Linked DNA regions of Homo sapiens: region 1 is linked to region 2. Evidence: chromatin contacts called from ENCODE Hi-C or POLR2A ChIA-PET data. All regions are on one chromosome and are shown on one strand. Each heading gives the region's core, a stretch centred on a gene start or an enhancer-like site at or near the end of the contact. The rest is flanking DNA. Distances are from core to core; before and after follow the strand shown.

Region 1 (5,013 bases), core at 346-2,845, 260 kb after region 2:
TGATTTAAGGTCCATGCCAGTGTCTTTAGAGAAGCCTTGTGGGTCTCTGGAGCCTATAAGTTCAGAGTTCCTGAAGCCTGGGTTTCTGACATTTCCATGACACCAGAGACTAGCTGGGGCAAAGGACCAGAGATAAGGACTCAGAAAGACAACATGTTAAAACATGCCCGGCGCCAGGATCTACCTACCTTTAAACATCTATTCATTCATTTACATACTTACTAAGCTCAGGAGCTGGGCTTTTACTTTACTTACATTATCTCACTCACAAATCTTTGCTCTTCACCCTACTCCCCATCCTCCTCCTCAAAGTAAATGGTACCACCATTCATCCAGTTGCTTAGGCAGAAACCAGAGTCATTGCAGATTCCTTCTCTTTGCTGTCCTCACATATTGTTCACCAGCAAGCTCTGTGGATGCTAACTCCAAAACAGATCTCAAATTCATCCGTTTTCCTCCAAGTTCACTGCCACCACAAACATCTTGGCTAAATCATCTCTCCTCAGGGCTATTACGACTTTCCATTTGATTTCCTCATTTCCACTCCTATCCCCTTTAAATTTACATAAGAGCAATAGTTTGCTTCTCAAAATGTAAAACTGGCTCAAGTCACTCTCCTGTCCCTCACTCTACACAGGTCTAGGTCTCCTGTCATTCTTTTTTTTTTGGGGGGGGGGGATAGGGCCCCATTCTGTCACCCAGGCTGGAGTGCAGTGGTATGAACATAGCTCACTGCAACCTCGACCTCCCGAGCTCAGGTGATCCTCCCACCTCAGCCTCCTGAGTATCTGAGACCACAGGCAAGCGCCACTACACCCAGCTAATTTTTGTATTTTTTGTAGAGATGGGGTTTTGCCATGTTGCCCAGTCGGTCTTGAACTCCTGGGCTCAAGCGATCCGCCCACCTAGGCCTCCCAAAGTGTTGGGACTACAGGCGTGAGCCATCACGCCCCGCCTGTCATTCTTTAGGTTTTAAATGTTATCTCCTCAGAAGCCTTCCTTCACCGTCCAATCTAAAAAAAGACACACACACAGACACACATTATCCTTCTTCACAGCACTTGCCAGTCTACATCTACTTTATATGTTCATTTATTGCCTTATGCACCAGAGAGAACCGTTCGGGGGCTAGAAGCCAAGTCTTCACGTTTTCTGCTGATTTTCCGAACACCTACCGCCGTGTCTAGCACAAAGTAAGACCTCAATCTGCTGAATCAATAGATTAATTTTTTCAACCCCAATATGCCAATGTTACTAATACTTCTACAGAGAAAGGACCCACCCAAATCCCCAACCGCCAAGGAACCCGTCCGTGCTGCTGAGGCAGGAGAAAGACAAGTGCTCTTCAAACGCCCTCACTCACGGCTCCACCCAGGATGTGTCACGTGACCAGCGACACCGTCCCTCAAACCTGGAGTACCCCACACACTTCCCCTCGCATCCAAGGTCCTCCGCGGGGATCAGTGTCACCTCCTTCCCTCCCTGCTGGAGCTCCACTCTGCCTCCCCGCCTCACCCCGCTCTGACTACTGCGTCCCATTACCGGCTGTCCGGGTCCTCAGCGCCAACACCACCGACGCCATGCTTTCGATCACTCACTTCCGGTCTCGAAAAGTTTCTACTTCCGCTATCAGGAGATCTACTTCCGGGCCCTGCGTGGCAGTTGAAAGAGTGGCGGGAGAAGTTGCAGGTGAGCGTCCCCGGTCGCAGGCCTGCGGATTGGGCAGGGCTTCCCTCCTGAACACCGCTCTGCAGAATCTTGGTGGCTAAGGTGTCCAGGAGCCTCTGCAGCGGACCGCCAGCCTGAGAGGCGCAGAGCTTGTCGGGCAGGGGCCCGCTTGTCCCACTCCCCTGATTTGCAGATGTCAACGGAGGCCCAGCGAAGGGTCAGAGATGAGGCCCCCTCCCTAGTCATTCAACTTACTCTACTTAGCCAGCTGTGTGCCAGATGCTGTACTAAGCGCGGTGGATGCATTATTTTATTTAATTCTCACTACCTTATAAAATGGGTGCTGTTACCATCCCTGTTTTACTAAGGAAGAAACTGAGGCCTAGGCAGGTTACATGTCTCCTTCTGGGTCATACCTACAGTGTTAGTAAATGTTCAAGAAATGATTAGCTTTGCATATGACCCAGCAATTCTACTCCTAGGTATATACACGAAAGGGATTTGAAAACATACCCCCACAAAAACTTGTATGTCAGTGTTCATAGCAGCATTATTCATAACAGGCAAAAAAAGGAAACAAATTAAATGTCCAAGTGATGAATGGATAAACAAAATGTAGCATATCCATACAGTGGAATATTATTCAGTCATGAAAAGCAATTAACTACTGATACAGGCTACATCATAGATAAACCTTGAAAACAAGCTGAGTGAAAAAAGTCAATCACAAAAGGCCACATAGTGTATGATTCTATTTATATGAAATATCCAGAATAGGCAAATGCATAGAGACAGATTTATGGTTGCCAGGAGCTGGGGAGGGAGGGAAAGGACAGTGACGGCTTAATGGCTGCAGGAATTCTTTTTGAGGTGATAAAATAGTGATGATGGTTGCACAACATTGTGAATATACTAAAATCTACTGAATGTACACTTTTAAAAGGATATTATGCTGTGCAAATTATATCTCTATTTTTATTTTTATTTTATTTTTCTTTTGAAGCAGGGTCTCACTCTGTCACCCGGGCTGGAGTGCAGTCGTACAATCACAGCTCACTGCAGCCTTGACCTCCCAGGCTCAAGCAATCCTCCCACCTCAGCCTCCTGAGTATCTGGGACTACAGGTGTGAGCCACCATACCCAGCTAATTTTTGTATTTTTTTGTAGAGACGAGTTCTCACTATGTTGCCCAGGCTGTTCTCGAACTCCTGGGCTCAAGTGATCCTTCTGCTTTGGCCTCCCAAAGTGCTGGGATTATACGCATGAGCTACCATGCCCAGCCTATATCTCAATTTTTAAAAAGAACAGTTTTTGGCCAGGTGCAGTGGTTCACACCTGTAATCTCAGCACTTTGGGAGGCCAAGGCGGGCGGATCACTTGAGGTCAGGAGTTCAAGACTAGCCTGGCGAACATGATGAAAACGCATCTCTACTAAAAATACAAAAATTAGCCAGGTGTGGTGGTGGGGCGCCTGTAATCCCAGCTAGGCTGAGGCAGGAGAATCACTTGAACCTGGGAGTGAGGTTGCAGTGAGCCAAGATTGTGCCACTGCACTCCAACGTGGGTGCCAGAGTGAGACTCCATCTCAAAAAAAAAAAAGAAGAACTTTTGACATCTCCATTTCAAACGTGAAGATAAACAAGGGGTTGGAGGTGTTAAATCTTGTTACCACCTCCCCCCATTAAAATTTTGTAATGGTAACTCTACTTTGTTTATACTTCAGCTTGACCTGGAAAGAATTTGAGGAGGATTCCTGTTAGATTACCAGGAGTTAGAGTTCCAGATTGAATGTGTTGGGGCCATGTCATATTTCTCTGTTTCTGTATTCTCTATATCTTATATTTATGTCATAAAGCCTGGCTATGGAACACAGCTAGTGGACTGAATTGAATGCTCCAGTCTGTGTCATATGTCTCTTTTCCTTTTAGGGAATTATTTGATAGCACATACTGATGGCTCTAAAGAAGTCATCACCCTCACTGGATTCTGGTGATAGTGACTCTGAGGAGTTGCCAACATTTGCCTTTCTGAAGAAGGAACCATCTTCAACAAAGAGGAGACAGCCTGAAAGGGAAGAGAAGATTGTAGTGGTTGACATCTCAGATTGTGAAGCCTCCTGTCCTCCAGCACCAGAGTTATTTTCACCACCTGTCCCAGAAATAGCTGAAACTGTCACACAAACACAGCCAGTCAGGTTGCTAAGCAGTGAAAGTGAAGATGAAGAAGAATTTATTCCTCTGGCTCAAAGGCTTACATGTAAGTTTCTGACCCACAAGCAACTGAGCCCTGAGGACTCTAGCTCCCCAGTTAAAAGTGTTTTGGATCATCAAAATAATGAAGGTGCATCATGTGACTGGAAAAAGCCCTTTCCAAAGATCCCTGAAGTTCCCCTCCATGATACCCCAGAGAGGAGTGCAGCAGATAACAAGGACCTGATCTTAGATCCATGCTGTCAGCTTCCAGCCTACCTGTCTACCTGCCCTGGCCAGAGCAGCAGCTTGGCAGTAACCAAAACAAATTCTGACATCCTTCCACCCCAGAAGAAAACCAAGCCGAGTCAGAAGGTCCAGGGAAGAGGCTCACACGGATGCCGGCAGCAGAGACAAGCAAGGCAGAAGGAAAGCACCCTGAGAAGACAGGAAAGAAAGAATGCAGCACTGGTTACCAGGATGAAAGCCCAGAGGCCAGAGGAATGCTTAAAACACATCATTGTAGTGCTGGATCCAGGTCCTCACATGTGTCTTTGTCCTGTGCTGAGTTATCTGCGTTCTGGACCCCCCACTGACAGTCCCTTTTCCATCTGTTGCAGTGCTCTTACAGATGGAAGGTGGGGGCCAGCTCCTAGGAGCACTGCAGACCATGGAGTGCCGCTGTGTGATTGAGGCGCAGGCTGTGCCTTGCAGTGTCACTTGGAGGAGAAGGGCTGGGCCGTCTGAGGTAGGAGTTTTCTGGCTGACATTTCCTCCCTCTCCTCCCCTTACAATTACAGGATAAATATGCTTTTATTTTAAAGGATACTTATCAGGGCCCCAGCAGGAAGACAGATGGCACATTCAACTCAGGGTAATTAAAAGAAGATTGAATAAAGGGACTGTTTGCCAAGGCATGGGCAGGGTATGAGGAAACTACCAGTGACAGCATGGTACCTCACAGTAATAACAGCACAACTTAGGTTTTTCGACCTCAGTATTGTTGACATTTTAGATTGGAGAATTCTTTGTTTTGGGTGCTGTCCTATGATGTGCACAATGTTTAGCAGCATTCCTGGCCACTATCTACTAATGTACCCCTCTCAGTCATGACAATAAAAAATGTCTGCAGACACTGCCAGATGTCATTTGTGGG
Region 2 (5,763 bases), core at 1-2,500:
GGAGGACTGGCGTCACGGCTGTCATCTTTCCAGGGAGAGAAGGAAGGAAACTGCCTGTTTGCTGCCCTGCCTGCCTCCTTCGGCTGCCAGTGTGGGGTGGTAGAAATTCTCTTGACTTAGAATCAGGCATCCTGGCTCTGGTGGCCTTCACTAGCTGGGTGTCCTAGGATAAGCCACTTTACCTCTCTGGCCTTCCTCCATTTTAAATATGGGGATAATAACATCTACCTGCTTCATGGGACCTAATGGGATGCTTATGACAGCCTTTTACAAACTATAAAACGTTCCAAAAAGGTAGGAATCACTACCATTTACTCAATTTTATCCTGGCCAACTTTTTTTTTTTTTTTTTTTTTTGAGACAGAGTTTTGCTCTTGTTGCCCAGGCTGGAGTGCAATGGCGTGATCTTGGCTCACTGCAACTTCCACCTCCCGGGTTCAAGCAATTCTCCTGCCTCAGCCTCCTGAGTAGCTGGGATTACAGGCGCCCGCCACCACACCCGGCTAATTTTTTGTGTTTTTAGTTCAGACAGGGTTTCATCATGTTGTCCAGGCTGGTCTCGAACTCCTGACCTCAGGTGATCCACCCGCCTCGGCCTCCCAAAGTGCTGGGATTACAAGCGTGAGCCACTGCACTCGGCCTATCCTGGCCAACATCTAACCAACCTTCCAAACTTGGCTCAAATGTCATTTCCAGGATGTTCCTAGCCAGGCCAAGCATCCTGGTGTATGCTCTCCCGCCATGCTGCCGCACACATTTCCCAAATAGCACTTGTTATAGTTTATAACTAGACATTTAGTTAAGGGATGATTTGATTGGGTTTTTGTTTTGTTTTGTTTTTGAGGCAAGGAGTGATCATAGCTCACTGCAGCTCAAAACTCCCGGGTTCAAGCTATCCTCCCGCCTCAGCCTTCCAAGTAGCTGGTTCTACAGGTGCATACCACGCGGGGCTAATTTTTTAATTTTTTCTGGAGACGGTCTCGCTATGTTGCCCAGGCTGGTCTCGAACTCCTGGGCTCAAGCGATCCTCCATCTCGGCCTCCCAAGGTGTTGGGATTACAGGCGTGAGCCGCCAGCCAGGCCTGATTTGATTGTTTCTCCACTAAACCACTATGATGATAAAGACTGCATGTGTTTGCTCACCTGGGTGTCCCAGAGCCCACAGGATCTGGCACTTAGTAGGCGCTCGGTAAAGAATGAGTGAGCGGCGGCGTTTACTCTTCACCTCCCCCAGCCACCCTGCTCAGCTGCCCCTTCCGCGGCTGCGGTGCGCGCCGGGACCGGGAGGGCTGCTGCGCCCGGGAGCGACCAGCAGGAGGTGCGGCGCTGGCCGCCTCTCACCTTCGCTGTGCGGCTCTGCGCGCGGGTGGCGGCGCACGAAGCTGGGGGAGCTGTCGGAGGAGGGCGCGGAGCGCGGCGGAGAGCAGGAGGCGGCGGCCAGGCCCTCGTGCGACGCAGCGTTGTGCAGGGGCCGGTAGCGTGTGAGCGGCGAGGGCGGCGGCTCGTCCTCGTCCAGGCTGCGCCGCAACCCCGGAGGATCCAGGCAGAAAGAGCCCCCGGCCGGGGACCCCGGGCCTGAGTGCAAAGGCGAGCGCAGCCGGTGCAGGGGGCTCCCGCAGCCATCGGTCACCTGGACGAGGGGGCAGCCGCTCACCGAGAACCCTCCTCCTCCCTTCCCGGAGGAGCTGGGAGACTTTCACCCTGTAAACTGCGGGCCCTGAGGGTCCTTCCGGGGCCTAGAGGGAGGGTTTCCTCATGCCTTAGGCAGCGGGGTGGCTGGAGAGTGAGAGGTGGGAAACAGGAACTTTGAGTCACACAGGCTGGGGCTGAATTCCCCCTCCTTCACTTACTGTGACTTTGCTCCTGGACCTCTCAGGGCCTCAGTTTCCTCAGCTGTAAAATGGGGCTAATAATATCTTCTTTACACAGGATTAAATGAGCCAGAAGTGAACTGCAGCTAACACTTGGCAGCATTACTAGGTCAGGAGTCTGGGGATGTGGTTTCCCTGGAAGAGCACTCTGGAGAGATTATCCAGGGGTGGGAGGAGAGGGAGGGGTGGGAGGGTGTATATGTGTTTTCCTAACTTGCCCCAACCTTGCCTCCGGGCCCATCCGAGCCTTCACCATCCTCCGCGGAGCTGGCACTGTCCCGAAGCCTGGAGCGGGATGGCCGGTGTCTCCGGCCCTTGGCCAACAGTTGGGCCCGGGCCTTGTGTAAACTGCTGTCCAGTCTGGCCGTCTCTGGCACAGCCAAGTCCAGGTCTGCGAACCGGGGGAGGGGAGCAGAGACCAGACACATGAGAGGTGACGGCAAGCCCAGAGGCCCACCTCAGGGGCCACCTGCACCCACACCCCAGGCATTCAACCCGTGTTCTTGAGTGCTGGGAGCACAGACAGATGAAAAACAGGGTGTCTCCCCGTCTCAGGTGGGAGTGGGCGGGTGTGCAGGGGAAGCAGAAATGCCGGCGCTAAAATACAGCGCCGTGTGATGAACCCTCCTGTAGACACGGAGGAACGGCAGCCCTGTTTGGATGCATCAGAGGAGGAAACACCAAAGCTGGGTTTTAACGTCTGGGTAGGAGTCTGTAAGAGATGAGGTGGGCAAAACAGGTATATGCAATGCTAGGAAGTAGGGAAACAAGGGTGGTACCTCCAGGGACAGTTGGAGGGTAGCTTTGTGGAGAGAAGGGTTGAGGGATGAGGCTGGAGAGATGATGGAAATAATGGCCACCATTTAAGAAACACTTACTACACACCAGACAGTGTACATACATCATCTCTCACTCAAAACAACCCGGTGGGGTTAGGACAGTTACTATGCATACTTTACAGCTGAGCAAACTAAAACTCAGAGAGGTTAAGTCACTTGACTAAAGCCACCAGCTAGCAATGGTCCAGGATTTGAGCCTGGCTAGGCTGGCTCTAGAGACTGGCCCTACTGGGGACACTGGCTTGCTGTGCCACGCGCAGGGTCTCACTCAGAGATAGCACTGCTGAGCATCTAGAGGGCTTGCAGTTGGAGTGGAGCAAAGGGACACCCCCAGAATCCACTGGCAGTGGCAGGAAGGAAAGCCCCATAGTCCCCGAAACCTCTCTTCTGTCCTGGGTCTGTGGCCCTGTGCTAGATCTTGCATGAGGACATGGAGGAAGAGTGGGCAGACCCAGTGGGTCCAGCGTTAAAGTCCTTATTGCTCATAGCTCCACTTGTCACGTGCTGCACCTCGGAATGAAGCCCTCATGCTGTACCAGTGCTGAGCTTGGCACTGGGGTCTCCAAACAGAAAGAGTCTTCCCAGGCTTCAAGATGGGTCAAGACTTTTCCTCCCCACTCCACCCAGCATGATCTCAGGGGCCCTATTCTGTCACTCATGCCCACCCTGCCTTGTCTGCTCCTGTTTCGTTCTGTAGACAACCCCTAAGCCACCCCAGTTGCTCTCCTGGCTTAACTACCACCTATTTCTATTTCCAGCCTTGACACCCTCCCCTGAATTCTGAGTGTGGGCACTCAGGCACCTGCCAAGGAAGTTACCACGTCAAAGACCCCAAGGTGTCTCAAGCTCAACTCATCAAAATGAACCGATCATGTAACCTCAAACCAGCTTCTACTCTCTTCCTTGACTCAGTGAAAAGCCCCCTTGTCCACCCAAGTCGCCCGAGTCAGACAGCCCTAAGCTACCCTTCTTCTCTCTCAGCCCCAGACCCAGTTGGTAATTCATGTCCAACTGTCTAGTTGACACCTCCACTTTGATGTCCACCAGGGGTCTTCAGCCTACAGGTGCTGCAATCTCCTGATCTCTCCCACCCCAGAGCTGCTCCTCCCAGTCTTGGTGAACAGTAGCTCCATTCTTCTAGTTGCTCAGCTGAACCCCTGGAGTCATTCTTCACTGCTTTCCCTACCATCCTACAAACGGATTCATCCACAATTCCTGTTAGCTCTACTTTCAAAAAATAGCTAGACATACTGAAATATTTACGGTGAAGGGATATGATGTTTTGGACTAGGTTCCACATAATCCAGGGCAATAGGGGGAGGGCGTGGATGGGATAGATATGAAACTAGACTGGCTATGACTAGGTCATTGTTGAGGCTGGGTAATGAGTTCTTGAGTGCATGATAGACTACACTTTGCTGTAATCTCTAATTTTGAATCTGTTTGAGATTTTCCTTAATAAATTATTGTTTGTGTATGCGAATGTATACACATACTCCTATACATGCGTACATATGGAGAGAAAGGGAGGAGAGCAGAGGAAGGGAGAGGAGAGGAGAGGAAAGAAAAAGAGGGGAGAGGATGGGAGGAAAGGGAGGGAAGTGAGAGGGAGAATTCACAGTCTCTTAGACCAGAAGGTCTAAACTGCCATCATCTTTTAGCCTGGATTATTACAAACAGCCTCCTAGCTGGTCTTCCTTCCGTCTCCCTTTCCCATCTAGTCTATTTTCAACACAGCAGCCAGAGTGATCCTGATCAAACGTGTCAGTTTATATCACTCCCCTGTTCAGAACCCTCCAGTGACTTCCATCTTATGCAGATTAAGAGTCAAAGTTCTCCCAGTGGCCTTCCAGAGTCAGCCTATGCTCCCTTGCCTGTCTGAGCACTACTCCTGTCCCTCCACTCCAACCATCCTGGCCGCCTGGCTCATCCTCACACAAGCCAGCCTGCATTGCAGGGCCTTTGCACCTCCTCTGCCCTTTTTCTGCAAGGCTCTTTCCACAGATTTCTGCGTGGTTCTCTCCCTCACTTCCTTCAAGTCTTCGCTTAAATGCTTTCTCTCACTGAGGCCTTCCCTGACCACCCAATTTATAATAGCCCCCCCACTCCAAAACTCCACTCCTGTTTTTTTCCTATATCATTTCTCATTCTCTGGCATGCTATATATTTTGCTTATATCATTTATGGTCTTTCTCCACCCATTAGAATGTCAGCTCCATGAGGACAGGTTTCTGCTTTGTTCACTGCTCTACCACAGGCAGAGAACAGTGCCTGGCACACAGTAGGTGCTTAGCACACCCTTTTAATGAAAGAAAAATGTTCTGTTGATTGGCCTCCTCACACCCATGGAACCTGGGCTCTCCTCTCCTCTGGACCGAACTGCCTTAGCTCAGGCCTTCACCTGAGTGGAGGGGAGCTGCCCCCACCTCCCACCCCCTGCCACCCCAAAACATGCAACTATCCCTCCTTCGCTCCCTGCCTCCTGTCTGGCTCCTCCTCGTACCTTCCATGTGACTAGAAGAAACTTTCTGAAGCACCTTTCTTTTTTTTTTTTCTTGTGGAGACAGAATCTTGCTCTGCCACCCAGGCTAGAGTGCAGTGGCATGATCTTAGCTCACTGCAACCTCCACCTCCCAGGCTCAATCGATTCTCCTGGCTCAGCCTCCCAAGTAGCTGGGACTACAGGTGTGTGCCACCACACCTGGCTAACTTTTGTATTTTTAGTAGAGATGGGGTTTCGCCATGTTGGTCAGGCTGGTCTTGAACTCCTGGCCTCAAGTGATCTGCCCGCCTTGGCCTCCCAGAGTGCTGGGATTACTGGTGTGGGCCATCGCGCCCGGCCTGAAGCACATTTCTGACCATGTCCCATACTCTCCTGCTTTTGAAACTCTCGCAGAAGGGGTCCCAAAGCTAACAATATAAAGTCCATGCTATTCAGCTCTCTATTCAAGGCCTGAGGGGCCCAGCCCACCCTTTCTGTGTTCCCAACAGATTCCTCCTCTTACATGACTATGGCTAAGAGCACTGGCCCTGGCCCAGATGGCCAGGCTGAA

What was found. A loop is a pair of places that touch in the nucleus more often than their neighbours do. ChIA-PET counts read pairs that join two places held with the same protein, here RNA polymerase II (POLR2A). Pooled maps may share reads with other maps.
Region 1: a loop to region 2 is called in a pooled map, with 2.7 times the contacts of the local background. The contact joins the promoter of MRPL27 here to the enhancer-like site in region 2. A Hi-C loop is called at or near these places in 1 of 168 maps with a recorded cell type or tissue (heart left ventricle) and 1 of 50 pooled maps. POLR2A ChIA-PET finds 5 or more read pairs at or near these places in 5 of 52 experiments (HEK293, IMR-90, Panc1 and 2 more).

The regions. Positions count from the first base shown.
Region 1 is chr17:50,371,589-50,376,601 of GRCh38, forward strand. MRPL27 (mitochondrial ribosomal protein L27) reads right to left here and starts at 1,596. Exons shown (of 4, transcript NM_016504.3): 1 at 1,543-1,596. The coding sequence starts at 1,582. It overlaps EME1 (essential meiotic structure-specific endonuclease 1), which reads left to right and starts at 1,641. Exons shown (of 9, transcript NM_152463.4): 1 at 1,641-1,689; 2 at 3,597-4,395; 3 at 4,478-4,605. The coding sequence starts at 3,621. RefSeq lists enhancers at 1,130-1,599, 1,740-1,959.
Region 2 is chr17:50,116,066-50,121,828 of GRCh38, forward strand. SAMD14 (sterile alpha motif domain containing 14) reads right to left here. Exons shown (of 10, transcript NM_001257359.2): 3 at 2,096-2,262; 4 at 1,342-1,630; 5 at 1-25. Among named protein-coding and RNA genes, the nearest start is that of SAMD14, 11 kb to the right of the region's middle. RefSeq lists an enhancer at 1-337 and a silencer at 1,180-1,469. Within about 2 kb of position 1,251, at least 2 of the 41 ENCODE cell types and tissues checked have a DNase peak (open chromatin) inside an H3K27ac peak, as active enhancers do.